2 separate regions of the Homo sapiens genome follow, and region 2 is linked to region 1. A link is an interaction called in ENCODE POLR2A ChIA-PET data of the cell type or tissue named here. Cell type or tissue: IMR-90. All regions are shown on one strand. Links, peaks and the distances in the headings refer to the core of each region. The heading gives the core; the rest is flanking DNA. Region 1 overlaps TCP11L2 (t-complex 11 like 2). Region 2 overlaps POLR3B (RNA polymerase III subunit B).

Region 1 (15,862 bases), core at 6,444-10,443:
CTACATGCTTGTGCACTCATAGGGTTGTGATGGGTACTTTGTAAATTGTCAAATCCTAACCATATATCAGGTCTTAATCTTCATATCACAGCAGTTCATGTGGAAATGGAGGGGGAAGAAGCTAAAGACTTGCCAGCCAGAGGTTTCATGCGGTCTTCCCCTTTCCCCAGGAGGTTCACAGAAAGCGTAAAGAGGCTGATTTCACAGCTATTTTATCTGAAACAAAGCAATAGGAGCAATAATAGCAGCTAACATTTGAGTACTGTGCCAAGCTCTTTAAGATGAATTCTATTCAATCTTCTGGCAACCCAATGAGAGGTTAGTCTTTCAGTCCAGTTTCACTATGAGGTAGGTAGTTAAGTGACCTTCCCAAGGTCTCATGGCAAAAGGCAGAACAGAACGAGAGATCTGACCCAAGTCCCACACTCCCGCCTTCTCATGTTTCAGCAACCCAGGAGGAGAGAGCATGTGTCCTGCATCTTTTTAAAAAGGACCTGCCATTACTTAGAGCTTCACATTTATAGTGGGTGTGTCCTGAGTAAGCTCACACCTATGGCTGTGGAATCCCTTTTCAGAAAGGCAATCTCGATGACCTAGTGATCTGGCCTAGTCCGGCCAAGGTGCTGGGGGAAGGATGAGGTCATCTGGGGGCCTTTCCAACACAGTGACACTTGTGGGGACAGTTGTCTACACTGGAAGAAGCATTGGTGGTGCCTGTGGAAGTACCACAGAACATTGACGCAGGGTCTGTTTGTCTGTGCAGGTGCTACCTTTTTACCCACACTTAAGTGACGCAAAATGCCCTTCAATGGCGAGAAGCAGTGTGTGGGAGAGGACCAGCCAAGCGATTCTGATTCTTCCCGGTTTTCCGAAAGCATGGCTTCGCTCAGTGACTATGAATGCTCCAGGCAGAGCTTTGCAAGTGACTCCTCCAGCAAATCCAGCTCTCCTGCTTGTGAGCCGATGGGGGAGCAGGGGTTGTGGGTGGCAGGGGTACTTCTAGATATGTGTTGGATTTGAAAACTCAGAAACGCCTGAGAGCAACAGACTTCCCCTCCTTTCTAGATGCACCAGAATAGCACTGCAGAGGCACTGCAGCTTTCCGGGACACATTCTCAGAAATAGCCACTAAAGTTTACAACCTGCTGATTTTTATTTTGATCACTGCTTCCGATCTGTTTCGGTCTGATGATAAGTCAGGACTTCAACCCCATCTGTCTTTTCTCCCAAACAGCAGAAAGCCATTCCTTGAGATTACTTCTTAGATCTCCACTGAAGGATAAATTCAAATTGGTCTTTTCTGATTATTCCTGATTTACATTGAAGGAAACTGGCCTTCATTGAAAGGTCAGGAAGGAAGTGAAATAATCTAAAGGGTTTCATGTTGATTTCAAAAAAATATTGTGCAAATCACCCCAGGAAGGTACCCACAAGGAGAATTACTACATTAGGGGTGTGAGAAAGAGTTAAAAGAGAGGCCACAGCAAAAGGAGATATCTTTTTCCCGTTTTTGCATGTAGAAACTAGAGATGGGTAAAGCAGATGTGTTTGCCTTTTTTTTTTTAATTGGCACTTTATTTAGTAAATATAACAGCTTTAACTGGCAAAGCAAATGCAGGAAAAAGCAACTAATGTTTAATATGCTGAACTGTCCACTTCTTACAAATTGCTTCATTTGTATTTTAAATTTTTACATTCTCATTTTTTAAAACTTAGAAGATACATAAGAATAGAGAAAAGAAAACATTGCCTATGATATCACTCAAAGACGACAGCTGGCAGTGCTTTGCCGTATCTTTATCCTTCACATAGACATATGTGTGTATATGTGTGTGGACTCTTCTTGCTTAGTATTATAACTAAAACATTTACTCATGATTACATGTTTTTGAAACATTGGTTTTATGAATACTTATTACTTTACCAAGTGAATGTACGGTAAAATTAACCATTGATTAATCACTGGACATTTAGTTTCCATTTTTTTTTTTTTTTTTTTTTGCTGTTATAAATAGTGCTTTATGAACATCTTACTGCATGAAGCCTTTCTGGAAAGACTTTTGGATATCACTGGATTATTGGACCAAAGTATATAGACATTTTTAAGGAGAATCTTGAGTCAGACCTGGCAAAAGAAATTAACAGCAGCCACCCCAGGTTTCTGTGCCTTTTCTCACTCTTTATACTGTATGTGGTGTTGTTGCATCTGACACCAGGGTACCTAGGCATCCTGAAGAAGGGTTTTACCAATTCTGTGTATCACCTTTCTCTTCTTCCTCCTCTTTCCCTGATCCTCCTCCTCATCTTCTCCTAAAAATTAGGTAGCCAGGCGCAGTGGCTCACACCTGTAATCCCAGCACTTTGAGAGGCTGAGGCAGGCAAATCACCTGAGGTCAGGAGTTCAAGACCACCTGGCCAACATGGTGAAACCCCATCTCTACTAAAAATACAAAAATTAGCTGAGCATGGTGGCATGCACCTGTAGTCCCAGCTACTTGGGAGGCTGAGGCAGGAGAATCGCTTGAACCTGGGAGGTGGAGGTTGTAGTGAGTCAAGATTGCACCACTGCACTCCAGCCTGGGAGACAGAGCAAGACTCTGTCTTGGGAAAAAAAAATAAATTAGGTAGTAAAGTATTACCTGTCACTGCTGTTGTTTGACACATGATTTTAATTAAAAGAAGCTAAGATTTCCAACAGTGATTTTTAAAAGACATGATTTATTAGAATAGTTTCTTAGTATAATCTTTAGAAATAACTCAGATTCTTCATTTACTATTTCCTACTGAGAAGTAAAATATCTGGCTTCTCAGATTTATTCTATTTTACTTTTAATTATGTAAATTTATTGAGTTCTTACTATCTTCTTCTTTACTTAAATTATCTCATTCGGTCACCTCAGGCCAACCCTGTGAGGAGGAAGGCTATGCCTCAGTGAAATCCAATGATAAATACCAATTGGCAAAACTCAGAGTGAACCTAAGTGTTTATACTATACTGCCTATACATTTAAAAATTACAGTTTTTGGCTGGGTGCGGTGGCTTACACCTGTAATCCCAGCACTTTGGCCAAGGCAGGCAGATCATCTGAGGTCAGGAGTTCGAGACCAGCCTGGCCAACATGGCGAAACACCGTCTCTAATAAAAATACAAAAATTAGCCTGGTATGGTGACATGTGCCTGTAATCCAGCTACTCGAGAGGCTGAGGCAGGAGAATCTCTTGACCCCAGGAGGTGGAGGTTGCAGTGAGCTGAGATTGCACCACTGCACTCCAGCCTGGCAACAGAGTGAGACTCCATCTCAAAAAAATAAATAAATAAATAAATAAATAAATAAATAAATATTACGGTTTTAAAAATCAGTTATTTCATATTGAGTTTACTTAATGAGACTTCTGAATTACAGAATAAAAATAATTTTATCAATTTCCTATATAATACATATAATAAGTGCAGATTTCAATGGGCACTAAAAATGAGGTAATTTAATTTTTTTTTTTTTTTTTTTTGAGACGAGTCTCACCCTGTCGTCCAGGCTGGAGTGCAGTGGCACGATCTTGGCTCACTGCAAGCTCCTCCTCCTGGGTTCACGCCATTCTCCTGCCTCAGCCTTCCGAGTAGCTGGGACTACAGGTGCCCGCCACCATGCCCGGCTAATTTTTTTGTATTTTTAGTAGAGACGGGGTTTCACCGTGTTAACCAGGATGGTCTTGATCTCCTGACCTCATGATCTACCTGCCTCGGCCTCCCAAAGTGTTGGGATTACAGGCGTGAGCCACTGCGCCTGGCCTGGTAATTTAATTTTTAAAAGTAACTTATAATGGGCCTATATTAATAAGTTGGTCTCATAAATATTTGAGACAATGTTATCAAATATGGTAACTGAAGCTATTGAAGGAGTTCTTAAATTTTTGAAGCCTTTATTAACTGAGGGAATTCACCTATTTTAATATATAGTCTCCTGACCTATAAAACTCTGAAGTATATACATTCTGATAAATTAAACCTTATCTGCATCAGGAGGCTTCGTTGGATGACAACTTTTCTTCTGCAACATTAACTGGCTTTTGTTTTTCTTTCAGCAACAAGCCCTCCAAGGGTTGTAACATTTGATGAAGTGATGGCTACAGCAAGGAACTTATCAAACTTGACTCTTGCTCATGAGATTGCTGTAAATGAGAACTTTCAATTGAAACAAGAGGCTCTCCCAGAAAAGAGGTAACCTGGGGGCATTTGTTGTATATAAACTGCTGAAGATTCTGTGTGTGTGTGTGTGTGTGTGTGTGTGTGTGTGTGTGTGTGAGAGAGAGAGAGAGAGAGAGAGAGACAGAGAGAGAGATAGACACATATTTACACTGATTCCTGGAAGTTCTTGTATAATATCCTCAGGGGTAAACATTTAGTTCTCTAACAAGGTCTTATACTTGTTTTAAAAAAATTCTCGCTGGGTGTGATAGCTCACACCTGTAACCCCATCACTTTGGGAGGTGGAGGCGGGAGGATTCCTTGAAGCCAGGAGTTTGAGACTGGCCTGGGCAGCAAAGCAAGACCCCATCTCTGTAAAAAATAAAAATAAAAATATTATCCAGCATGGTGGCATGAGCCTGTAATTACAGGTACCGGGGAGGCTGAGTCAAGAAGATCATTTGAGCCCAGGAGTTCAGGGACTGCAGTGAGCTCTCATCATGCCACTACACTCCAGCCTGGGTGACAGAGCAAGACCCTGTCTCAAAAAAAAAAAAAAAAAATTCCTGTTTGTGACCAGCCCGGCCAACGTGGTGAAACCTCACCTCTACTAAAAACACAAAAATTAGCCGGCCATGGTGGTGGGGCGCGTGTAATCCCAGCTACTTGGGAGGCTGAGGCAGGAGAATTGCGTGAACCCAGGAGGTGGAGGTTTCAGTGAGCCGAGATCGCACCACTGCACTACAGCCTGCGCAACAGAGTACTCCGTCTCAAAAAACAAAAACAAAAACAAACAAACAAAAAAATTCCCCTAGGATACATATTACCCATAATCTTTAGAACTCAGTTTATATGTCACTTCCTGAGGGAAGCTTTTTCTGACATTGGTGAACCCCCTAGACTACAATTAATCCCTTTGCTACAGACACCTGTAGCCCTTGCTGCCTCCTTTTTGTTAAGAGGTCTTATAATTTTATGTTTGATGTCCATCTTCCCCACTTGATTGAAATGCACTATTTATGGAGGAGCTATGTCTGTATTGTTTGTTGCTGTATCCCTATTGTCTAGCATAGTGCCTGACATACAGTACAGGCTCAAGACATATTTGCACATTGATTTATGGAAAACTGATACTCAGGTTCTGAAGAATAAATAAATGCACCTGAACTGTCAAAGTGCTAAAAGCAGGCAATCCAGAAATGTCTGGAGGTAGGAATCACAGCTGCAAGAGGCACTTCCTGGTTAACCTCGCCCTCCGACCTCTAGTTGGAGCCACCCCTTTGGATCCTACTTCAGCCTTTCTGGAGTCAGTGGCTCACAGGTTTCCTGAGACAAAGAGAAGAGGCTTGAGACTATTATTACAGATCAGTCGTCTTTAGAAGCAAAGTTGGTTCGTGGATTGAATTTTCAACCTTACAGTACCAATTATAAATCCTGAGGCATTCTATCAGTTAAGACAACTTAGAATATTTGATCCCATTCAGAACTTTTTCATTTGTTTTAAAGCAGGAAAAGTAAAGGAAGTCAATGTAATAACTCTTCTTCTTTAAAATGTGGATCATAGTCCTCTTGGGGATGTTGTTCATTTAATATTAACATTTTTTAAGCTTGCCATGTATCGTGGGTGTATCTGTTTGGTTTCCTTTGGTAACTTGCATTTTGCCATGACCCTTGATACCAGCTCTACTGCTACAGCCCTAGGCTAGGCCACCGTCATCTGTGGCCTGGACCCTTTCAGTCCTAACTGGTTGCCGTGTCTCCTTTCTTAGCCCCCAACAGTTCATCTTCCATATCCAGTAGCCTTAATGATGTTTTTAAAGAATGAGCTATATTAGATGATTTCTTTGCCAAAAACTCTTCAATGGTTTTCACTTACTCAGAGACCAAAAATCTAAGCATTTTCCTATGGCCTGGATGGCCCCACTCCCCTGACCCCATCTCAGTGCTGTCCCTCCTGCTTGCTGTGCTTCAGCCACACTGGCTTCCTTCCTTACCTCAGGGTTCACCAATCTGGATCTTGTCTCATAAACTTTGTTCCTCTGACTTCTTCTTTTTGAATGTTCTTTTCCCAGACCTTCACATGGCTCTTTGCTCTCCCCTTCTGAGTCTGAACACAAAGGTCACTGACTTAAAGAGGCTTTTTCCCACCATCCAGTGAAATCAGCACCCTCTCTGTAACTGTGTACCACATTGTCTTATTCTTTCTCATAGGTCTGAAATTGTCGTATTCATTTTTAATGTATTTTTTGCCTTTTTGTCCCTGCTAACATATAAGCTTTTTGAGGTCAGAGACTTTCTTTTCACTGTAGTATTCCCAGTTCCTAAAACAGGGCCCTACACATATTGGATGTTTAATAAACATTTATTGACTAATACAAATGAATTTTTTGAGATGGAGTCTTGTTTTAAAGTTAAAATTTGTATTTTTTATGAGGTAAAGCAAAAGACAGGGCATATCTGTACTTTAAATTCAAAAGTGGCGAGTACAGGCCATAGTGAAGGCATTTTAGGCTCAGACAGACTGTGGGGTTTGAATCCTGGCTTTGCTGAGACCATACCTGAACCTCACACTTCCCAAGAATAAGAAGGGGGCTACACTACTCACTTCAAATGCATACTCACTAGCATAAAAGTGCCTTGCACATAAATACTTTGATACTATGGAAAATATTAATCTCTCTTCCCTTCAGTTTCTGCCATGGCTAGAAAATGTGAGCAAGGGAAACAAAGTACAGAGTTAGGACACATTGCCTTTGTTTAAAGATAAAGTCTTAGCCGGGCGCAGTGGCTCACACCTGTAATCCCAGCACTTTGGGAGGCTGAGGTGAGCAGATCACCTGAGGTCAGGAGTTTAAGACCAGCCTGCCCGACGTGGTGAAACCCTGTCTCTACTAAAAGTACAAAAATTAGCTGGGTGTGGCAGTGCATGCCTGTAATCCCAGCTACTTGGGAGGCTGAGGCATGAGAATCACTTGAACCTGGGAGGCGGAGGCCGCAGTAAGCTGAGACTGCGCCACTGCACTGCAGCCTGGGCGACAGAGTGAGACTCTGTCTCAGAAAAAAAGAGATATACTTATCAAATTATGAATTCATTCACCATGCATGCATTTGTTAAGCAGTCACTATATATCAGGCACTGTACTAGGCACAATGGTAAGTACCTACCTGGAGGACTTATGGCCTCTGCTTAGGAAAGGTATATAGCTCTGTGGGGAAAGAGCCTCGTCAGTAATTACAGTGGAGGGACATGTGGTTTTCTAAAAACTATTGCTAAATGGTAGAGAAGTTAGGTAGGAATGTGTATTTTAACGTGCACCTATTTTAAGGGATTGACATAAGGGGTGAAGCAAGGTGGCCAATTATTCTATTGTGAGCTCTTCCTAGGAAGGCTTCTATTTCACCAGTTTGGTCTGGCTAACTTTAAATGGGACACCTAAGTCTGAAGTTGGCAGGCATTCAAATGCATGTGCCCTTGGGGCCAATCTGTTCTATTCCATGCCATGAAATTTCAGCTGGTGAGGAAGAGCAACTTTGCCATCTCATCCCAAAAATGTAGAACAAGTCTAAAGATCTATATAGAAGGGTAGCTACATAAATTATGAAATCTCTTTAGGACAGAATTTCATGAAGTTATTGAAAGCATTTTCAAGGTCTAGGGGAAACAAGACAGAATGTTAAATGAAAAGTATATATTTTGTATATATGCTCTTAGCTATGTTAAAATAATGCATTCAACAAGAAAAATATTAAAAGATTAATGGATTAAGGACAATTATTCTGTGTTTTTTTTACATTTTATAAGATTTCTACAATGAGGATGTTTCTTTTATAATCAGGAAAAAGTTATGCTTATTTTAAAAAACAATTCATTTTATTGCCATAGTTTGGCTGGTCGAGTGAAGCACATTGTTCACCAGGCCTTCTGGGACGTCTTGGATTCAGAACTAAATGCTGACCCTCCTGAGTTTGAACATGCCATCAAACTGTTTGAAGAAATCAGAGAGGCAAGTTGCTTTGTTGTCTGTGTCAGTTAGCGTCTTACTCCAGGTGGGCTGCTATAACAGACTGGCATAGCCTGGGTGGCTTATAAACAATAGAAATTTACTTCTCACAGTACTGGAGGCTGGGAAGTCCAAAATCAAAGCACCACCAGATTCGGCATCTGGTGAGGGCTCACTCCCTGATTCATAGATGGTGCCTTCTTGCTGTGTCTTCACGTGGCAGAAAAGGCAGAGAAGCTCTTTAGGGTCTTTTTGTTGTTTTGTTTTGAGACGGAGTCTCGCTCTGTTGCCTAGGCTGGAGTGCGGTGGCACAATCTCGGCTCACTGCAACCTCTGCCTCCCGGGTTCAAGTAATTCTCCTGCCTCAGCCTCCCAAGTATCTGGGACTACAGGCTCATGCCACCATGCCTGGCTAATTTTTTGTATTTTATTTTATTTTTTTTTTTTTTTTTATTTTTTTTGAGACGGAGTCTCACTCTGTCGCCCAGGCCGGACTGCGGACTGCAGTGGCGCAATCTCGGCTCACTGCAAGCTCCGCTTCCCGGGTTCACGCCATTCTCCTGCCTCAGCCTCCCGAGTAGCTGGGACTACAGGCGCCCGCCACCGCGCCCAGCTAATTTTTTGTATTTTTAGTAGAGACGGGGTTTCACCTTGTTAGCCAGGATGGTCTCGATCTCCTGACCTCATGATTCGCCCACCTTGGCCTCCCAGAGTGCTGGGATTACAGGCGTGAGCCACCGCGCCCAGCCTAGGGTCTCTTTTATAACAGTACAGTTCCATTCATGTGGACCTCACCCTTATGACTTAATCACCTCCCAAAGGCCCCACCTTCTAATACCATTCCATTGGGGATTGGGTTTCAACATATGAATTTGGGGACAGAGGAAAACACAAATATTGAAACTATAGCAGTTTTTTCCCCCCAAAGATTGTTTTATGTTCTTTAGTATTGGCCACTCTTTTTCAAAAAAGGATCAAGTTCACTGGCAGAGTTTCCCCCTGCACCTCCTGGAGTAGCGTGAAGGCTGGAAAAATAGTGCCATGGACACAGCTTAGGGTGATGCTAAAGCGCAGAGACTCTGGTTTAGTGACGGGTTCTCTCTTTAAGTCTCTCTTTCCTGAGTACTTACAGGGTAGTCATAAGAACTAAATGAGGTGACAGTTGTAATGTTAGCTAACATTTACAAGGGCTTGCTCTATTCCAAGCACTAGATTGTTCATTTCTTCTTATCAGAACACTGTACAGTAGTTGCTCCTGTTATTCTTATTTATTAAAAATCCAAGTTTTCTGACTCATCCAGGGTCACACAACTTTGTGGGGTAGAGAGGGACTTGAACTGAGCCATACTGGCTCAGAGCGCAAGCTCTTAAGCATGTACTGTATGGATAAGCACAGTGTCCTCTGTAACTGAATAATCAATAAATAGGCTGCTTGTATATAATAAATATTCTATATGTAAAATATACTTAATCGACCCCATGGGATATTTTCATCTATCCTTTTTTAAAGAGTTCTTTTGGAGCCATGATCTGCACCTTGTTCTTTCTTCCCTGAACTTTTACCTGTAGACGTTTTGAAATGCAGCAGATCCTCGCATCATATTGATTTGTTCAACACTTTTTCTTTATAATGTTGATGAGAAAAAAGATAGATTCCAGCTGGGCGCGGCGGCTCATGCCTGTAATCCCAGAACTTTGGGAGGCCCAGGTGGGCGGATCACAAGGTCGGGGGATAGAGACCATCCTGGCCAACATGGTGACCCCATCTGTAACTAAAAATACAAAAATTAGCTGGATGTGGTGGTGCACCCCTGTAATCCCAGCTACTCAGGAGGCTGGGGCAGGAGAATCTCTTGAACCTGGGAGGCGGAGATTGCAGTGAGCCAAGATCACACCACTGCACTCCGGCCTGGTGACAGAGCGAGACTCCATCTCAAAAAAAAAAGAAAAGAAAAGAAAGAAAAAAGATAGATTCCTAGCTGGGGCTGCCATCTGTGTGGAGTTTGTATGATCTCCTCATGTCTGCATAGCTTTTCTTTGGGTACTCTGGTTTCCTCCCACATCCCAAAGATGTGCATGTTAAGTTCATTGACAAGTCTAAATGGTCTCAGTCTGAGTGAGTGTGGGTATGTGAGTGAGTGCATCCTGCAGTGGAATGGCATCCTGTCCAGGGCTGGTTCCTGCCTTGTGCCCTGAGCTGCCATGGTAGGCTCCTGCCACTTGCAACCCTGAACTAGAGTAAGCAAGCTGGAAAACGAATGAATACAAATTATTGTAACATAAAAATTCATAAAGTCTTCGATAGTCATACAGATGCACAACAATAAACAATGTGCCGTGAAAGTGCTCAGTGAGCCTGCCATAATTATTATTTATTTTTGAACTGTGTGGTGGTAGGAGGTGTTCCTTAAGAATTTTTGTTTGCAAACATTTCTTCCCCAGTTTAACCTACCACCATGGCAGCTGTCACTCACTGATTCACCAAAAATTGGGTCAATCATTATCTTGTTTTTATTAATTTTTCTTGTATGTATAGCTCACATTTATCTCAGTGTTTAATATTAGAAGTGTTTGGGGTCTTTATTTAGAAGTTTGGTGATTTTTTTTGTGACCAGAAATATGCCATAGAAACTTAACCGTTGTTTATATCAATTAGCCTATCTTAAAATTGGTTTCATTATATATCATTTCACTTAAAGTTGCAATTTCCAGGAACCTGTCAGCAATATTAAGTAAGGACTTACTGTGCTTTCAGTAATCTTGCTTCCTTGCTAGCTGTTTTTATTCTGACAGGAGCAGGAGTTTCCCATGGTGGGGGCCCTTTAATTCAGAAGATAGACCTTGCTATTTAGGGTTGAGACACTGGAATGCTCCTCTGATCCACCCATGCAGTCAGTGCCAACTTCTGTGGCATCTGAGGCACTAAAATGTGGGCAAAGAGCTTGGTCATCTAGACACTGAGGTGAAAAGTGACAGCTTTTATTCACATCATGATGCTGTTAATTTTTATTTCTTTCCCTGTAGATTCTTCTCTCTTTTCTCACTCCCGGTGGCAACCGGCTTCGCAACCAAATCTGTGAAGTTTTGGACACAGACCTCATTAGGCAGCAGGCTGAGCACAGTGCTGTTGACATCCAAGGCCTGGCCAACTATGTCATCAGTACGATGGGAAAGCTGTGTGCTCCCGTGCGAGATAATGATATCAGAGAGTTAAAGGCTACTGGCAACATCGTGGAGGTGCTGAGGTTAGCACTTTTGCTGTTTGCATTTCCTAGAGTATCTTTGAGTTCATTCAGAAGGGAAGTTGGGCATCAGGGAACACAGAATAACAACTAGTACCCCAAATAAATTACTGACCCTAGAAGAAAACCATATAAGCAGAGACCATGTCAATTATTTACTGTATGCAGAGAGTTTTCACATAGAATGATCTGACAAGGTTGTTAGTTGGCACATAGTGGGCCCTGAAGATGCAATGATGAAAAAGACAGATATAATCCCTGACTCCAGGGAGTCTAATGGGCAGAGAGATCTTGAACAATTAATTACAATTGTGATAAGTGGAAGGGGAAGTAGAGGGTCTTAATAGAGCCTCCGACAAGGGACCTAATTTAGTCAAGGCTTCTTTATTAGTTAGGGTCACTAGCTGCTATAACACATAAACCCTAAATTCTCAGTGGTTTATCCAGTAAAAGTTTGTTTCTCATGTCACAGTCCAATTCAGGGGTCCTTGATCAGACAACCCTCCACGTGTCATCCAGGGACCCAGCCTCCTCCTGTGCTTGGCTCTACCCTTGCTCAGGTCCTTACAGTCCTCTCCATTCAGCTGGCAAATGGGAAAGAGACCATGGGGAAGACATATGCAATATATAGCCACCTCAGCCCAGAAGTGACACATTCTCTTTGACCATGACTAGTCACATGATCCCACCTAGATTGAAAGGGGAGTTGAGAAAGGTAGTTACAGCCTGGAAATACTTTTCACAGCCACAAATTTGCACTGCAGGGAGGGAGATTGGGCCTTTAGTGGTCAGCCAGCCACATCTTCTGGAGCTTCTCTAAGGAAGTGGGGTGCATATTATGTCACGAGGATCTCATCTGGCTACATAGACGATAACTTCCTTGTGATCCAAGAGGGAAGAAGAGTCTGCAACACTTTTTGCCATTGAAGCAGAGTTTTCTTTTTTGTGTATGGTGGCCACATTGAGAATTGAGTTTTATGTAAATGTTTTGGAAAGGTAGGAGAAAGACTGGTCTGCATGTAGTGGGTAATTTACTTTGCAATCTTGGGCAGGTTAATAGACTCTCAAAGTGACACTCTCTGTCAAATGGGTGTTAAGTATCCTTAGAGTCGTGCTCGGCTCTGGCAGATTGTGATTCCTCAGTTATAGGATCCTTGCTTCTAGTTGTCGTATTACCCTAGTAAGATCTCAAATCTGTGATGTTCATCATGGTCATTTGTTGAGCGCCCACTGGGTGCCACTGCCCCCTGCACTTTACAATTGTTATCTCATTGACTGTTCACAACATCTCTACAAGGTTGAGGTTGTCCTCTTTCACAGATGAGGAAACTGAGGCTCAGAGAGACTGATTTACTTGTGTATATGCCCACAAATCTGGCCAGTTGCAAAGCTGGGTTTGGGCATGAGGCTGCCTAACTCTAAAAGGAAGTGTTTTTTCCTCAGTGCCTCACTGCCTTGTCCTTTCTTTTTTTAATTTTTCTTATTCCCTAAGGAATAGAGGCCATATACCCTGTGTCCTGGCTCTTTAAAATTTCAGGGGTTTTCAAATGAAAATTCCTTCTTGAATTTTTCTTATATCATTAAGATTGTTTATGCTTCAAGTAATTACTCTTGAGATCTGTGGAAGGACACATTTGCAGTACACGTGTATGAGCTTCTATGAAACATGACCCTACCAAATGGCAATTGGAACTTTAAAACCATTTTGGGGATGTTTATTGTTTTCAGCCTGGAACATAGATCATTGTTAGTGAATTTCAGCTTCACTTCTTAATCATCTCTCTATTTTAATTCTAAAATTTTTAGACAAATATTCCATGTCCTGGACCTCATGCAAATGGACATGGCCAATTTTACAATTATGAGTCTCAGACCGCACCTTCAACGCCAGTTGGTGGAATATGAGAGAACCAAGTTCCAGGAAATTTTGGAAGAAACTCCAAGTGAGTATAATATAATGTGTATTTATATTGAAATTAGGTTAAAATGATGATTTTAAATGTTAAAATTTAAATTAAATTAAATTAAATTAAATTAAATTAATAAATAAATAAAATTTAATTTAATTTAAATTAATTAAAATTTAAAATGTTAAAGGTTAAAATGAAAATTAGGTGATGTTTTCATTTTTGACTTCATATATAGTATCACTAAAGAATTTTGGCCTTTCTATTAAACATTTTTTTACCTTCCAAAATTGACATCACAAACTTACAGTTGTTTATTCTGTCCAGGAACTGTGCTAAGCACTATTCGTTTCTTCATTCATTCAAGATATATTTATTGAGTGCCTCCTGTGTTTCAGACACTGCTTAGGTGCAGTGGATACTGCAGCGAACAGAATGGAATACAGTTGCCGTCCCCAAGGAGCTGACATTCTAGTAGGCATGACAAATAAATAAACATATATTGTCAGGTGTATTATTAAGTGCTATGAAGAAAAATAGGATAAAGGGACAGTAATGGGTCAGAAGTGAGGACAGCATTGTTTTTTAGATGTGATGGACTGGGAAGGTCTCTGTAAGTAACATTTGAGTAAAGTTTGCAAAGAAATGAGGAAGGGGCATGTAAAGATGGGGAAAAGAACGTTCTAGCCTGAGGGACTGCAGGTACAAAGGCACTGAAGCAGAAACTGCTTATGAGTTTGACAAACACAGGGCAGACATTGTGACGGGAGTAGAGTTGGTAAGGGGAGAGTGGTAAGAGATGAGGCTGAAAAGGAGATAAAGGCAGGTCACATAGAGCATTGTTAGTAAATGAGAGGAGTTTGGATTTCATTCCATGTGCGGTGGAAACTCATCAGAGAGTTTTAATCAGGGGAGCAACATCTGATTTTCATTTTTGAAGAATATTCTTGTTCCTGGCTACAGAATAGGTCATGTGGGAACAAAGAGGGAAACAGAGGTACCAATTAGGTGGTATTACAGTTGCTCAGGCAAGAAATGATGGTGGCTTGTTCCAGATGGTAATGGTGGAAGGAGTGAGAAGAGACCAGATTCTGGATACATTTTGAAAGTGGAGTAATCAGATTTGCTGAAGATTGGATAAGGGAGAAAAGAGTTGAGGGTGACTCTAAGGTTTTTGGCCTCGTACAACCGGGTGAATGGTCATACAGTTTGAGTGAAACTGGTGAGACCAGGAGAAAGAAGGTTGGGAGATGACATGGAATCAAGAGTTCAGTTTGGTGATGTAAACTTTTGAGATTTCATTTGACATCAATGTGGAGATGTTAGGTAGGCATTTAGATATGAATTATGAGTTTACAGGAATAATGGAAACTGTATATGTATTTGGGAATCATCAGTATATGTATGATATATAAAGCCATGGAACTGGGTACTAGTTAACACTTAGAAAATCCTTATCACACTCTAAGTACTTTACCTGTACAAACTAATTTAATCCTTGCAACAACTATATGAAGTTACCCCCCATTTTATGGGTGCGGAAACTGAGGCACTGTGAGGTTAAGTCACTGGCCTATGTAACACACTTAAAAGTATAGGAGCTCACCTAGGAAGGCAGCTTGGCTCCATAGTCCATGTTCCTGTCCATTATATTACACTGGGTGAGACTACCTAGGGGGAGTGAGTGTGGACTCTGAAAGAAACTGACGTGGGGCACTCCAGCAGCTAGAAGCTGAAGTTGAGATGAGGAGGAGGGTCTAACAATGGAGACTATGAGGGAGTAGCCAGAGAGGTAGTGTGACAGTCAGGAGAGGCGGGTGTCCTGTAAGATACGTGAAGAAGGTATTTGGAGAAGGAAGGCATGTTTGGATTTGACAAGCATTGCTAAGTGGTCAAGAAAGACACAGGCCAACTTGACCATTGGATTTGACTGTTTGATGATGGTCAGTAACCTTGATGAGAGTGGTTTCAGTGGATTTGTGTGCATTAAAGCCAGACTGGGCAGGGCACAGTGGCTCACACCTGTAATCCTAGCACTTTGGGAGGCCGAGGCAGGCACATCACCTGAGATCAGGAGTTCAAGACCAGCCTGGCCAACATGCTGAAACCCCTTCTCTACTAAAATCTAAAAATTAGCCGGGATGATGGCAGGTGCCTGTAATCCCAGCTGCTCGGGAGGTTGAGATGGGAGAATCGCTTGAACCCAGGAGATGGTGGTTGCAGTGAGCCAAGGTCGCATCATTGCACTCCAGCCTGGGGGGCTGAGCAAGACTCCGTCTCGGAAAAAAAAAAAAAAAAAAAAACCCACACACACCAGACTGGAGGGGGATCAAGGAAAAATAGGATTAGAAGAAATCTTAGCTCATCAAATCTTCACAATTACCAGTTACCCAGTGAAGTAGGTACTGTTATTCCCTTTATCTTACAGGCAAGGAAACTGAGATGCCAGAGGTTGCACAGCTGCAAGAGGCTGGCTAACTGCTCATTGGCAAACTCTTGACACCAGCCTCTGGGGTTTAATTAACCACT
Region 2 (15,862 bases), core at 922-4,921, 51 kb after region 1:
AAAAGTAGTACAAAGAATTCTTCAATATTTTTCACCAAGCCTTCACTGATATTAACATCTTACATAACCATAGCACAATGATCAAAACCAGGAAGTTAGCACAGATACGATGTTGTCTACTAATCTGTAGACCTTATTTGATGTTTTCTCACAAATGTCCTTTTTCTGGTGTAGGAATCAATCCAGAGCTCCGTGTTATGTTTAGTTGTCTTGTATCCTTAGTCTCCTCAATCTTTCTTGGTCTTTCATGACATTGACACTTTTGAACAATCTAGTCAGTATTTGTAGAAGTTCCTTTAATTTGAGTTTGTATGACGTCTGATTGGGTTATACATTTTTGGCAAGAATACCACAGAAGCAATGTTTTATGCTGTTCTCACTGATTCGTATTGGGGTTACAGATGCCAATATATTTTATTACTAATGATTTTAACTTTGTTCACTTGATTAAGGTAGGATCTTCCAGATTTCTCCACTGAAAGGTTACTATTTTTCCTTTTGTAATTAATAAGTATCTTATAGGGACATTCTTTGAGACTATGCAAATACCGTTTCTCATCATAATTTCACCAACAGTTTTAGCATACATTGATGATTCTTACCTATAACAGTTATTATTGTGGGCTTATCTAATGGTGAACCTTTATTTCTATCATTCCTTCTGCAGTGATACTGGAATTCTGTACAGAATAGTTTCCTTTTCCCCTCACATATCTCTCTATATTAATTTATATCAATTTGGACTCATGGATGTTTTATTTTATTCTATGAGTACTATCATATATATATATCCAGTCCTGTCATTTTTCTGTTGTTCAGACTGTTTCAGCTTTGACCATAGGGAGACCCTTCAGATTGACTCTGGTGTCCTTTCAAGATGCCACCATTATTTTTTGAGCACTCCTTTGCTTTCTTGGACCGTAAGATATGGTTCATCTGGTATGCCCCCATCCCAGATTGGGAATCCAAGGAGCCCTAGAGTCTCCCTTTTATTGGAAAATAGTATTTAGATTCCAAGACATGGACACTAAGATTTCAGCAGGTAGAGCTCAGAAATATGTGTATGTATACGAACACATATGTGCAGACACATCTGTATTTCTTTATCCTATCCATTTTTACATATATTAAAAACCATGCAGACTGATACCTCCAATTTCAGTTCGACACTGCAGGACTCATTCTAACCTTTTCCCTTTCCTTATTTAACTTTTATCCCAATAATGAGAAATCTGGCTCCCATTATCTGCAAAATTTAAAAAAAAATTTTTCAATCCTAGACTATAAATAAAGTTTCAGAATTATTAACTCATACCTCTGAGAGATAAAATTTACTAGAGTGTAGGATTTGTGCACTGTCGTTTTTATCTTTAGCCTCTCAATGTCCAATCAAAATATTGTCTCCCAGGGTTACTTACATTAGTTCTTTTCTTTATTTTTTCAGTATGTGAGACATTATTATGGTTTAAGAGTTAGACTTGCACAAAAAAGTATATTCAGAAAATAGTTGTTCCACTTCCAGTTCTTTCCACCCTGTTCCCAGCCACTCTCCATAGGTAACCAATCTCATTAGTTTCCGCTTTATCCTTTTCATCCTTCTTTTGCACAAATGAGCGTTTTTTTTTTGTTTGTTTTTTTGTTTTGTTTGTTTTTGCCTTTATGGCCTCTTCTTTCTTTTGCAAATGATAGCATATCATCAGTACTCTTTACACTTTGCTCTTTCATTAAGTATCATTTTTAGGGAGCTGTATTTCCAGTATTTTTGTAAAGAGATTTGTAATATTTTTTAAAAGATACTTTGATAATATTTCCCTCCTTTGTAAAGCTATATGTACTATCACTTCAAGAAGATCTCCAATTTTAATATTTAATTTGTCATCCTTACCAAGATAAGCATTTATCAAAACATAATCTTTGTATTTGGAAGGAAAATAGCTTGTTTGCTTTTATGATCTTCGAAGAAGTATAATTCATACCGCACTAATTTGCTTTTCAGATATCTTAATATCTATGTTGGGCTTCCTGATGTTGAAGAAAGCTTCAATGTAACTAGACCAGTGTCCCCTCATGAGGTAATTATGAACCTTACTTTAATTGGACTTGTTTGCTTTAACTCAGAGTCTGCCCTTAATATATACTCTTAAAAGATCATTTAAAAATGGGATGGGGGGGGACATTCTTTGGAGAAAAAGGGATTAAAGTTCAATGTGGACCATAATTCTACTACAGAAGGAGCACTTTGAAGTGGTCAGGACCCTGTTGCAGAGAGGAGCAGTAACTGTCAGATTCCTGATTCTCTTTCAGTGCCGTTTGAGAGACATGACATACTCTGCCCCTATTACAGTGGATATTGAATATACCCGAGGCAGCCAGAGGATCATCCGCAATGCCTTACCTATCGGCAGGTGAGAAATGAAATCCGTATTAGAGCCACACTGCCTGGATTCCAGCCCCATGATGTGATCCCATTTCCTCATCTGAAAAATGCAGGAAATGCTGCCTATTTCATAGGTCCAATGAGTCAGCATGTGTAAAGCACTTAGAATAATGTCCAGCACATAGTCGTGGTTGTTACTATTTATTAATTGTGAAACCTTTTCTAAGAAGTTGAGGAAAATGTTTCCCTTTCCTACTATAACTCTGAGCTGCTAGGGAACCACTAGATACAATAGCCTTTCAGTGAACTCTCCTGGACAGGTCTTCTTGGTGGATAGGTATATTCTGAGATTGAGTTTTCCTGGAATTTAACTTTTTCTCATCTACAAGTATTTAAGGGAGAAGTTACTTATTTGCCTGGTACAAGTTTGGAAATGATAGCATCCACTTGCGTTTTTGCAATCTGCCCTTCCTGATTAGGGAAATATATTGACTCTCCTTTAGAAATGGACAAAACCCACAATATTGTGTGGTCAATAATGGTACTAGACTTTAAACTCAGTCCACATAATTTCTGTTCAAGTGTTTTTCCCCCTCTCAAAAGTGCTAAGAGCACTTTGAACAAACATCCATTTGTTCAATAAATATATACCAACTGCCTATCACTTCTTATGTATGATGCTGAGTACTTAGGTGAGTAAAAGATATACAAAATACAGTTCCTATTGGCTACCTTCATTCACAGCTATCAGGGAAGACAGGCATATGTAATTATGGCACCATTTGGTAAGGGGTCTAGAAGTCCAGATTTTTATGGAAACATGCAGGTTTAACAAATCCTCCTATACTTCCCTCAAAGGAAGGGGTAATTTGTATTGTTTCTCTCCTTAGTCTTCACTTAGAAAAATAAGTAAGATATTAAAATGTTCATCTTGGTTTTAGCAGGACTGTTTATCAGTGTTTTTTTTGTTTTATTGTTTTTTTTTTTTTTTTTTGAGACAGAGTCTTACTCTGTTACCCAGGCTGGAGTGCAGTGGCATGATGTTGGCTCACTGCAACCTCTGCCTCCCGGGTTCAAGTAGTTCTCTAGCCTCAGCCTCCTGAGTAGCTGGGATTATAGGCGTGTGCCACCACACTCAGCTAATTTTTGTATTTTTTGTAGAGATGGGGTTTTGCCATGTTGGTCAGGCTAGTCTTGAACTCCTGACCTCAGGTGATCCGCCCGCCTTGGACTCTCAGAGTGCTGGGATTACAGGCGTGAGCCACCGCGCCTGGCCTATCAGTGTTAAGGTGAGAACTTCTTTCTTTCTTGTATATGGACCATACTTGTGTCCAGTTAAATTTTGGACCATAGCTAAATTATGAACTAGATTGACTATTGTGAAGGAAAGGCAAGAGAGACTGGAGGAAAACATAAATTCATAAGATTGAGGGTTTAAATCCTGGTTTAAAGAGGGAGCATGAGTGGGCGAAGGACATGAACAGACACTTCTCAAAAGAAGACATTTATGCAGCCAAAAAACACATGAAAAAATGCTCACCATCACTGGCTATCAGAGAAATGCAAATCAAAACCACAATGAGATACCATCTCACATGAGTTAGAATGGCAATCATTAAAAAGTCAGGAAACAACAGGTGCTGGAGAGGATGTGGAGAAATAGGAACACATTTACTCTGTTGGTGGGACTGTAAACTAGTTCAATCATTGTGGAAGTCAGTGTGGCGATTCCTCAGGGATCTAGAACTAGAAATACCATTTGACCCAGCCATCCCATTACTGGGTATATACCCAAAGGACTATAAATCATGCTGCTATAAAGACACATGCACACGTATGTTTATTGTGGCACTATTTACAATAGCAAAGACTTGGAACCAACCCAAATGTCCAACAATGATAGACTGGATTAAGAAAATGTGGCACATATACACCATGGAATACTATGCAGCCATAAAAAATGATGAGTTCATGTCCTTTGTAGGGACATGGATGAAAATGGAAATCATCATTCTCAGTAAACTATCGCAAGAACAAAAAACCAAACACCGTATATTCTCACTCATAGGTGGGAATTGAACAATGAGAACACATGGACACACGAAGGGGAACATCATACTCTGGGAACTGTTGTGGGGTTGGGGGAGGGGGGTGGGATAGCTTTAGGAGATATACCTAATGCTAAATGACGAGTTAATGGGTGCAGCACACCAGCATGGCACATGTATACATATGTAACTAACCTGCACGTTGTGCACATGTACCCTAAAACTTAAAGTATAATAATAATAAAATAAAATAAAATAAAAAGAGGGGGCATGTAACTAGCATTTGTTGAATACCTGCTATGTGCCATACTATGATAGGCAATGTTGTTTGTTAGCTCCGCATTCATAAAAAAGACCTCTAGTCATTAGAATGCTTATATGTGCTATGCATTACCTAAATTACATATATAATCTCATTTATTTTTTGGAGTAAAAAGATTTTAGTTTAATCCAAATTATATTTGTACTTGGTTAGAAATCAAACAGTACATAAAAACATTTGATTCAAAACAGTAACCTCCCTCCTTCTCTCCCCTTCCTCACCTTTCGTCCCATTCCCAACTTCATAACTATTTCTGTTATTTTTTTCTGGGGGTTATTACATCCATAACTTTATTTTGTGTGTGTGTGTTTTTTTTTTTTTTTTTTTTTTTGAGATGGAATTCACTCTGTTGCCCAGGCTGGAGTACAGTGGCATGATCTCAGCTCACTGCAACCTCCGCCCCCCAGGTTCAAGTGATTCACCCACCTCAACCTCCCGAGTAGCTGGGATTACAGGTGCCCGCCACCACGCCTGGCTAATTTTTTTTTTATTTTTAGTAGGGACAGGGTTTCACCACGTTGGCCAGGCTGGTCATGAACTCCTGACCTCATGTGATCCACTCGCCTCGGTCTCCCAAAGTGCAGAGATTACAAGCACGAACTACCATGCGTGGCCAATATCCATAACTTTAAATGCGATGCTTTGACCTCTATTTCTTAATACATTAACTGTAGACATTATTTTTTCCCTCCTGATATACGGGATGTGGCTTAGCTTACCTGTGTCACCCACTTTGCTTCTCCCTTCGTCTTCCAATTTTTCCTTCTTGTTTTTAATTATCTTTTTGGTTACTGTAGTAACTGAAATATTCTTATATCTTCATGTCATATTACATAACTTTAGTCAGTATGTTCATTTCCCTTGGTATAAAATGAGAATATTCTTATTTCTATCTTCCCATTACGATTTCCCTTTTAACGTGAGTTATTTAGAAGACTTAAGATTTCCCAATTGGTGCTTTATGTCAATTTTTGGAACTTTGTAGAGACCTGTTTCTATAAATGTTTCATGTTTATTTGGAAACAAGAGGTATTCTCCAGTTGTTTTGTGCCATTGTCTGTGTATTTCCTTCAGATCAGACTTGTTAATTGTGTTGTTTAGACGTTTTGTATCAGCATTGCTTTTTGATTTGTTTGTTCTATCAATTACTACAATAGGTATGTTAAAATCTCCCACTATGATGGTGGATTTTTCCATTTTCCTTATGGTTTTGTGTATTTTTGCTTTTTTGAAGCTATGATATTAGGTGCATAGAAGTTTAGAATTGTTAAATCTTGCTAGTAAACTGAACCTTTGATGATTGTACATTTATCTTCTTTATCTCTTATAATATTCTTTGCCTTGAATCTTATTTTGTCTGCTCTTAGCATAGCTACATTTGCTTTCTTTTGGTTATATTTCTGGCATATCATTAAAAAAATTATTGTCTGTTTAATCTTTTATATGGGCTGGGCACAGTGGCTCACACCTGTAATCCCAGAACTTTGGGAGGCTGAGGCGGGTGGATCACCTGAGGTTGGGAGTTCGAGACCAGCCTGGCCAACATAGTGAAACCTCACCTCTACTAAAAATACAAAAATTAACTGGGTGTGGTGGTACATATCTGTAATCCCAGCTACTTGAGAGACTGAGGCATGAGAATTGCTTGAACCCGGAAGGCGGAGGTTGCAGTGAGCCGAGATTGTGCCACTGTACTCCAGCCTGGGCAACAGAGCGAGACTCCATCTCAAAAAAAAAAAATCTCTTAAATGTCCTTATGTTTTGAGTTTAGTTGAAGTAAACTGCATATGGTTAGATTTTTTAAAAAATTGTCTTGAGAATGTAGTTTATTTTTATTTGTTTTATATACATACATATATGCATATATATTGGAGTGTATATCTGTCAACTTATTCTATATTTTAAAACTGTCTAGCTTTTCATGTTTCAGGTTTTTTTCCATTTTTCTTTTTGGATAATGGAAGATTTTTTTTTTCTCACCCTTCCCCAACTGATTTAAAAGTCATATACAGTATTTCTGATTGTTTATGTTTACCTTAGAAATTTTGAAATGCATACTTAACAAAGTTTGAAAATAAAAAATACCTTTATTCTCTTCCTGGCAACAAAGACCTTAGAAAGCTTTAACTTGGATCAAATCAATCACTTTGACTTACATGCTTTTGTTGTACCAAATTTTTGTTCTATCTTGTTTTGTTTTGGTCTTTTTGAGACAGGGTCTCACTCTGTCACCCAGGCCAGAGTGCAATGGTACACTCATGGCTCACTGCAGCCTCAACCTCCTGGGCTCAGGTGATCCTCCCACCTCCAGCCTCCCTGGTAACTGGGACTATAAGTGCACCACCACACCTGGCTAATTTTTGTATTTTTTGTAGAGACGGGGTTTCGCCATGTTGCCCCCGCTGGTCTCGAACTCCTGGGCTCAAGTCATCCACCCGCCTTGGCCTCCCAAAGCATTGAGAATTGCAGGCATGAGCCACCATTTGTGGCATGTTTTTTTTTTTTTTGAGATGGAGTCTCGCTCTGTTGCCCAGGCTGGAGTGCAGTGGTGTGATCTTGGCTCACTGCAACCTCCGCCTCCCAGGTACAAGTGATTCTCCTGCCCCAGCCTCCTGAGTAGCTGGGACTATAGGCGCACGCCACCACGCCCAGCCAATATTTTTTGTATTTTTAGTAGAGATGGGGTTTCACCACGTTGACCAGGATGGTCTCGATCCCTTGACCTTGTGATCCACTTGCCTTGGCCTCCTATAGTGCTGGGATTACAGGCGTGAGCCACCGCACCTGGCCTCCTTGGCATGTTTTTTTCACCTATAAATTAGAAATTGTTATTGTCTTATGAAGTTCGCATTTGTTTATATCCACACACATTAGTTTCCATTTTCTTTGCTCACCATACATTTTTACACGTCAGACTTTTGGTTAGTGTTTATTTTCCGTCTTCCTGAAGATGAATTTTTTTTAGAAATTTATTTAGTGAGGGCCTATTAGTACATTAGTAACTTCTCTCAGTTTTTGTCTGAAAATATCTTTATGTTGACCTCATTCTGAGTGAATACGTAGCAGAATACACAAATCGAGGTTGGCAGTTATTTTCTCTTCAAGCACATTGGTTGTGTGCTTGACACACACTTCGAGCACACTGCTCTGTGTCATTGGTTGTTGTGAAGTTATTGTGCATCCAGTCATCCTTCCCTTTTTGGTAGCCTCTCTTTTTTTCTGGCTGGGTTTTAAACCTTATCTCTAATTTTGGTGTTTAGTATCTTGACTGTGATCTGCTTAGGTGTAGCTTTCTTTTTATCTTGTGCAGATGTTACCGTGAGGATTTATGGCTTTCATATGTCTTTAAAAATTTATGGCTCTTATCTCTTTGAATAGGACTTCTCACCTATTCTGTGTATTTTCGCCATCTAGAAGTCTGATTAGGTGTTGATTAGTCGCTCTCTCTCTATCCTTCCCTGACTCTTAAACTCTCTTTCATATCTTCCATCTCTACGTCTTTCTGAAATTCATTCTCAGTAATTTCTTCAGATGTCTTTTCCAGCCCAGTAATTATATCTTCAGCAGTATCAAAGCTATTATTATCCAACCTATTTCTACATTTTTAAGTTAGTGCTTAAAATTTCCATTTCTAGTACATTTTGCTCAGTTCTTTTTCCAGACTGCCTGGTTAGTTTTCATAGCCTCTTGTTCCTTACACTTGGATGCATTGTGCTATTGCCAAGTAACTGATGAGAATCACTTTGTCTTCCATGAAGGAAGTGTTGCTGTCATTTCTGACTCTCACTAAAGCCTGTATGCAAAGTTTAAACCAAACATTTGAGTTTTTTGTTTTTTTGTTTTGTTTTTTGAGACAGAGCCTCACTCTGGAGTGCAGTGGTGTGATCCTGGCTCACGGCAGCTTCCACCTCCAAGTTCAAGCGATTCTCCTGTCTCAGCCTCCTGAGTAGCTGGGACTACCGGCACACACCACCACACCCAGTTAATTTTTTGTATTTTTAGTAGAGATGGAGTTCCACCATGTTGGCCAGGCTGCTCTCAAACTCCTGGCCTCATGTGATCCACCCACCTTGGCCTCCCAAAGTGCTGGGATTATAGGCATGAGCCACTGCACCCAGCCTGAGTTTTTATCATCTGTACTAGACGAGCAGCGTGCCTGAGAAAATACTTCATTTTGCTTGGCTTCCATGTAATTGCTATTTCTCTGCCTTTTCTAACATGGTGCATAGATAGACCCTTAGTGAGGTGGTGTGCACTGCATGTTTTGTATTTTTTGCAGCTTTTATCATTGACAGCCTACATGTGATATTTTCTTTTGTTTTATTTTATACAGAATGCCCATAATGCTACGTAGTTCAAACTGTGTTCTTACAGGAAAAACGCCAGCAGAATTTGCCAAACTGAACGAATGTCCCTTAGATCCAGGTATGTGTGAAGTCTTGGATTTGTCCCACTTTCCTTATTCTTTTATTCTGCTGCTGCTGTGGTTTTAACATTTTGTCTCAAAAACAGTACCAGCTTTTCTACTTTATAATGAACTTGTTCACAAAACACCCAGAAATTTGTCTCTAGCTTTATGCTACTAGTCTGTATTTCTTTCTTTCTTTTTTGAGATAGTGTCTCACTCTGTCATCTAAGCTGGAGTGCAGTGGTGTGATCTCAGCTCACTGCAACCTCTGCCTCCCAGGCTCAAGCAATCCTCCCACCTCAGCTTCCCAAATAGATGGGACTACAGGCTTGTGCCACCATACCCAGCTCATTTTTGTATTTTTAGTAGAGATGGTGTTTTGCTATGTCATCCTGGCTGATCTCCTGGACTCATCCACCTTGGCCTCCCAAAGTGCTGGGATTACAGGCGTGAACCACTGCGCCTAGCCCTATTAGTCTATATTTCTCAAAGACATACTGTTTCCTCTTTTATTTCAGGCTTAAGACTTTAATATGACACATTCTTGTTTATTGCCATGATTTGTCAGTCTTTTCTTTCTATCTTTGCCCACGAGTTTCTTTTGGTATGCCTAAAAATTCAAGAATAATCTTCCAGAGTTACTGGCCTTGCCTGGTTGAAAAAAATCAAGTATCACACTTCAGGGTGTTTTAAATGCAGTAAAGCAGTAGGGAGATGAAAGTATTTTTTTGTTTACATTTTTAAAAATTTTATTTTTGTACCTATTTCTAGGCAATTTCTTTTGTAAAATTTCAAACTTAGAACTTAACAAAAAGTTTCTCTTAGTTCTTTAACTCGTATTTCACATTGATTTATTTGAACTTATAGTTGCTTTAATCTTATTCCTGTAAAGTTGCATTGTTTTAGAATCCCAGAAGTTTTGGAAAGAAGTTAATGAAGAATGTGACTTTACTAGACTATAACAGAATGTTGCATAAGTCAAATATGTTGTATTGTTTTTGCTTATATTCTGCAGGTATAAAATGAAGTATTACTTTATCCTACTCTGAATTGTGTGCAAAAAAAATACATGATGATGCATGAGTTTTTTTGAATATGGAATATTATTTTGGAAACCTAATCTTAATCTACCATTACCACTGATTTGTTAGAAAACTTAGAGTAAATTTGAGCTTATATTGAAAATTGTCAGTTACACTTGTACTTAAGAGCTCTGACAACTAATTTATTTAACTATTTTTTTCATTCACTTTTTACATATGTCAGGGGCGGGTGATTCATAGACCAATAAGATACATTTCCTGTCCTCAAGAAATTTTTTATCTTGTAGCTCATTTGTATAAAATCACGTGCTGATCTTCAGTCCATAAAACAATATCAGATGGGCGCAATGGCTCTTGCCTGTAATCCCAGTGCACTGAGAGGCTGAGGCGGGAGGATGGCTTAAGACAGGGAGTCAGCCTGAGAAGCATAGTGAGACCCTGTTGTTACAAAAAATTTAAAAATTAGCTACGTGTGGTGGCACATGCCTCTAGTCCTAGCTACTCGGGAGACTGGGGCGGGCGAATCACTTGAGGTTAGCAGTCCGAGGTTGCAGTGAGCTATGATTGTGCCACTGCACTCCAGCCTCGGCGACAAAGGGAGATCCTTTCTCAAAAAATAAAATAAAATAAAATAAAAAATAAAATCAGCAACCCCTTTGAATCAAGTGTTAGCCAGTGCCATGAAGCAGTAGTAGAAAAGGTAATCTCTGATTCACAAGATTCCTGCCATTACTAAATCAACACTGGTTGAGGAATAAATGATGAAGTTTTTCTTGTTTCCTTTGGGTAGGTGGCTACTTCATTGTTAAAGGAGTAGAAAAAGTTATTCTTATCCAAGAGCAGCTGTCTAAGAACAGGATCATCGTGGAGGCTGATAGAAAAGGGGCTGTTGGAGCTTCAGTTACCAGGTATGGAAAGCAGAGATGGTGTCCTTAAGCAATATTGGTCATTCCATTAGTCCTAAATGGCTATGTTTCAATACAGAGGGAGCCAGTTATTACCCTCTAAAAGCAGGCATTGTAATATTTAAGCTATCTGCATTCAATTTATTATGAAAGTCTGGAAGCATAGGGTACTGATTTTAAAATTTCAGTGATGGGAGTCTGAGACATTGTTTGAAAAGTCACTGTTTAAGCTGAATTTTATGTTAGCTTATAGAGCATGAAAGGAGATTTAAAAAAAAAAAAATAAAACCACTCTTCAGTTTTTCACACTCCTTTTCAGCCTTTTATGCTCCTTTTCAGCCTTTTACCATTTACATGTGTATTCCTGCATCAGTATGATCAGGGACTATTTGACACTTAATATTGAATGACCTGTATCATGGACTTAACACCCTATTGTTAGTTTTCTAGACCAGCCTCTTTCACAGTGTATTCATTTTTACTACAGTCTCCCTTTCGAGGCTTCTGTAACTTCTTTTTATTTTCACGTGTAATTTGAAATATGGAGGTTAATGAGTTCTGGGAATAGAAAGATTTGTGGCATAGATAAGATGTGAGAGTGCGGTAGTTTCCTGTTTGATAACCTACAACGAACTGATTAACTCAGAATTTCTGTACTTTTCTTTCTGATGGAGAGGCAGCTAACAGTAATGGTCATTCATGGAGTACTTACTAGGAGCCAGGCAAAATACTAGGTATATTATTTGTCACCTCAGTCCTCCAAGATAAGTGGTACTATTAACATCTCCATTTTACAACTAACAGGCCTTAAGCTCAGGGGTACCTTGACTGTAAGAGGTAGATAGCCTTTGAACCCAGATACGGTTAATTTTACAATCCATGTCTTCCCACTATCTGTAACTTTGGAGCCAAGGCAATTTGAATTTGAATCCTAAAGCTTTGTTTTCTAGTTATGAGGCACTGGAATGTGCAGTTAGTTAGCTTCTCTAAGCCTTGGTTTCCTCATAAGTGATTTTGAGACAATACTTCAGTTTGACTATGTAGAAGATTAGAGCTAATGTAAGTAACATGGGTAACAATGCGTAGTAGCAGGTAATCTGTGTGTGTTACTAATGTGGTTGATTAGAGCTTTTAAAATGCTTTGAAATCCATTAGGAATTTTATAACTAACACAGATACCAACAGAAGGATATTCCTTTCTTTTGGCTTTACTATATACCAAGACTGTGGGTATATTTTGTTGAATTACTAGTTTAAAAACTCGTATATAAATTCATTTCTTTTTAATTTCCTCATTATGTTTAAGGCCCATATATAAAATTGGCCTTGTATATATGCTCTACACTGGATCAAAGTAATTCAAGGTAGAGTCAAAGTGAAGTTGGTCAGAAAGTAATTGTCACTCATTCACACACAGAACTTCCATCATAATCTCAAAGTCAAAGAAAAATTTATAGTGTTTTTAAATGTTCACTGAAGTGGCAGCAGGGCAGGAAAGGAATTGTCTTTTTAAAGTACTTATTAGAAAGGACCTTGTGATTGTTGTTGATCAGTTGACCCTTATTGATTAATGATCATTGCTATTATTGCATGTTACTAGCTTGAAACTAAGTGGGGATGCAGTTTAACCAACTTGTATTTACTCATAGCTCTACCCATGAGAAAAAAAGCAGAACCAATATGGCTGTGAAACAAGGACGATTTTATTTGAGGCATAATACTTTGTCAGAAGATATACCCATTGTCATCATATTTAAGGTAAAGCTGCAGCTCTCTTCTGAAAATTGTAAGAATTCTTTCTCTGGTTTATTTACATATGTAATTAGAGATTTGGAGGGTAAGGAATTCTTGGAATAGAAAGATTTGTGATGTAAGTTGTCAGTCATATGATGTATTTTAAATTGAAAGCTGGCTGGGCGTGGTGGGTCATGCCTGAAATCCCAACACTTTGGGAGGCCAAGATGGGCAGATCGCCTGAGCCCAGGAGTTTGAGACCAGCTTGTGCAACATGGTGAAACCCCATCTCTACCAAAAAAAAAAAAAAAAAAAAAAATAGCTGAGTGTGGTGGTGTGCATCTCTACTTCCAGCCACTCAGGAGGCTGAGGTGGGAGGATGGCTTGAGCCTGGGAGGCAAAGGTTGCAGTGAGCTGAGATTGTGCCACTCTGCTCCAGCCTGGACAACATAGTGAGAACTCATCTCTACAAATAATAAAAACATTAGCCAAGCGTGGTGGCATGTGCCTATAGTTTCAGCTATTTGGGTAGCTGAGATGGGAGGATCACACAAGCCCAGGAAGTCAAGGCTGCAGTGAGCCGTGATCATGCCACTGCACTCCAGCCTGGGCAACATAGCAAGACCCAGTCTCAAAACCAAACAAAAAATCAGCTTATTTGTGAATTGTTGGCCTAGAACCCAAAAGACATTTTCCATAGAAACAATATTGAAATGGTATAGTCTTCTCAGATACAGGCATACTTCGGAGATATTGCTGGTTTTGTTCCAGACCACCACAATAAAGCTAATATCACAGTAAAGTGAGTCACACAAATATGTTAGTTTCCCAGTGCATACAAAAGTTATATGTATACTATACTGTAGTCTGTTAAGTGTGCAATAGCGTTATGTATAAAAAATATATGCCTCAATTAAAATATACTTTATTGCTAAAAAATTCTAACAATTATCTGAGTCATAATCTTTCAGTGAGTTATAGTCTTTTTACTGGTAGAGGGTCTTACCTCAGTGTTGGTGGCTACTGACTAATCAGAGTGGTGGTTGCTGAAGGTGGCTGTGGCATTTTCTTAAAATAAGACATCAGTGAAGTTTACCACAGCTATTGACTCTTCCTTCATGAAAGATTTCTCTGTAGCACACAATGTTGTTTGATAGCATTTTACCCACAGTAGAACTTCTTTCAAAAATTGGAGTCAGTGATAGCATTTTACCCACAGTAGAACTTCTTTCAAAAATTGGAGTCAGTTGTCTTAAACCCAGTTGCTGCTTTATCAATGAAGTTTACATAATATTCTACATCCTTTTTTGTTATTTCAACAATGTATACAGCCTCTTCACCAGGATTAGATTCCATTTCAAGAAATCACTTTTTCTGCTCATCCTTAGGAAGCAACCCCTCACCCATTCAAGTTATATCATGAGATTACACCAATTCAGTCACATCTTCAGGCTCCACTTCTACTTCTAGTTCTCTTGCTATTCCCACCACATCTGCAGCTACTTTCTTCATTAAAGTCTTAAACCCCTCAAAATCATCCTTGAGGATGGGAATCAGCTTCTTGCAAACTCTTGTTGATGTTGGTATTTTGACCTCTTCTCATGAATCACAGATATACAAACATTCTTTTTTTTAAAGTGAAAGCAAGTTTATAAGAAAGTAAAGAAACAAAAGAATGGCTACTCCATAGGCACAGCAGCCCCAAGGGCTGGTGGTTGCCCATTTTAATGGTTATTTCTTGATTATATGCTAAAGAAGGGGTGGATTATTCATGAGTTTTCTGGGAAAGGGGTGGGGAGTTCCCTCCTCCTTTTAGACCATATAGGGTAACTTCCTGACGTTGCCATGGCACTTGTAAACTGTCACTGCGCTAGTAGGAGTGTGAGGATGACCAGAGGTCACTCTCATCACCATCTTGGTTTTGGTGGGTTTTGGCTGGCTTCCTTACTGCAGTCTGTTTTATCAGCAAGGTCTTTATGACCTGTATCTTGTGCCAACCTCCTATCTCGTCCTGTGACTAAGAATGCCTTAACCTCCTTGGAATGCAGCCCAGTAGGTCTCAGCCTTATTTTACCCAGCCCCTCTTCAAGAGGGAGTCACTGTGGGTCGAACACCTCTGACATATTTTCCCCCTTCCCTTTTATAAGACAACCCTAGTCCTAAGGTTTATAGAAGGATGAAGCTCCATCTTCCATAACTTCTTCAGGCTGAATAGGAATGATGATATTCCTGCCTAACTATTAGGGTCTCTTGTATTCAAGGGAATCACAGATATTCTTATTGGCATCTAGAAAAGAGTGAATCCTTTGTAGAAGGTTTCCAGTTTATTTTGTCCAGATCCATCAAAGGAATCACTATCATGGCAGCTATAGCCATAAGACTTGAAAGTTGAAATTACTTCTTTATTCATGGGCTGCAGAATGGATGTTGTGTTAGCAAGCACAAAAACATTAATCTCCTTGTACATCTCCATCAGAACTCTTGGTGACTCAGTTCATTATCAATGAGTAGTAATGTTTTTAAAGGATCTTTTTTCTTAGCAGTAGTTCTCAACAGTAGACATAAAATATTCAGTAAACTATACTGTCAACTGATGTGCTGCCATCCAGACTTTGTTGTTTCATTGGTAGGGCACATGCAGAGTAGATATAGCATAATTCTTAAGGGCCTTACGATTTTCGGAATGTTAAATGAGCACTGACTTGAACTTTTTCTAGACCCTCACAAGAAAATCAGCCTGTCCTTTGAAGCTTTGAAGCCAGGCATTGACTTCTCCAGCTGTCAAAGTCCTAGATGGCATGTTCTTTCAATAGAAGGCTGTTGCATCTACATTGAAAATCGGTTGTTTAGTATAGACACCTTCATCAGTGATCTTAGCCAGATCTTCTGAAAAACTTGCTGCAGCTTCTCCATCAGCACTTGTTGCTTCACCTTGCACTTTTATGTTATGGAGATGGCTTCTTTCCATAAATCTCATGAACCAACCTCTGCTAGTTTCCAACTTTTCTTCTGCCTCTTCCTCACC

The links. ChIA-PET counts read pairs that join two places held together with the same protein. Peaks named below come from ENCODE experiments on the same cell type or tissue, not always from the same donor. Only the 100,000 strongest peaks of a DNase experiment are listed, where the experiment ranks them.
Region 2: POLR2A ChIA-PET joins it to region 1 with 5 read pairs; 2 of 35 experiments call an interaction of 5 or more read pairs at or near these places.

What each region holds. Positions count from the first base shown.
Region 1 is chr12:106,310,278-106,326,139 of GRCh38, forward strand. TCP11L2 (t-complex 11 like 2) reads left to right here. Exons shown (of 10, transcript NM_152772.3): 2 at 764-955; 3 at 4,081-4,216; 4 at 8,067-8,187; 5 at 11,209-11,429; 6 at 13,233-13,369. The coding sequence starts at 799. Among named protein-coding and RNA genes, the nearest start is that of TCP11L2, 15 kb to the left of the region's middle. In IMR-90, for the core only: no CTCF peak of the experiment used is centred there; no DNase peak of the experiment used is centred there.
Region 2 is chr12:106,367,279-106,383,140 of GRCh38, forward strand. It overlaps POLR3B (RNA polymerase III subunit B), which reads left to right. Exons shown (of 28, transcript NM_018082.6): 5 at 1,997-2,072; 6 at 2,305-2,405; 7 at 9,081-9,172; 8 at 10,989-11,106; 9 at 12,753-12,861. Among named protein-coding and RNA genes, the nearest start is that of POLR3B, 17 kb to the left of the region's middle. In IMR-90, for the core only: no CTCF peak of the experiment used is centred there; a DNase peak (open chromatin) is centred at 2,523; H3K27ac peaks cover 191 bases.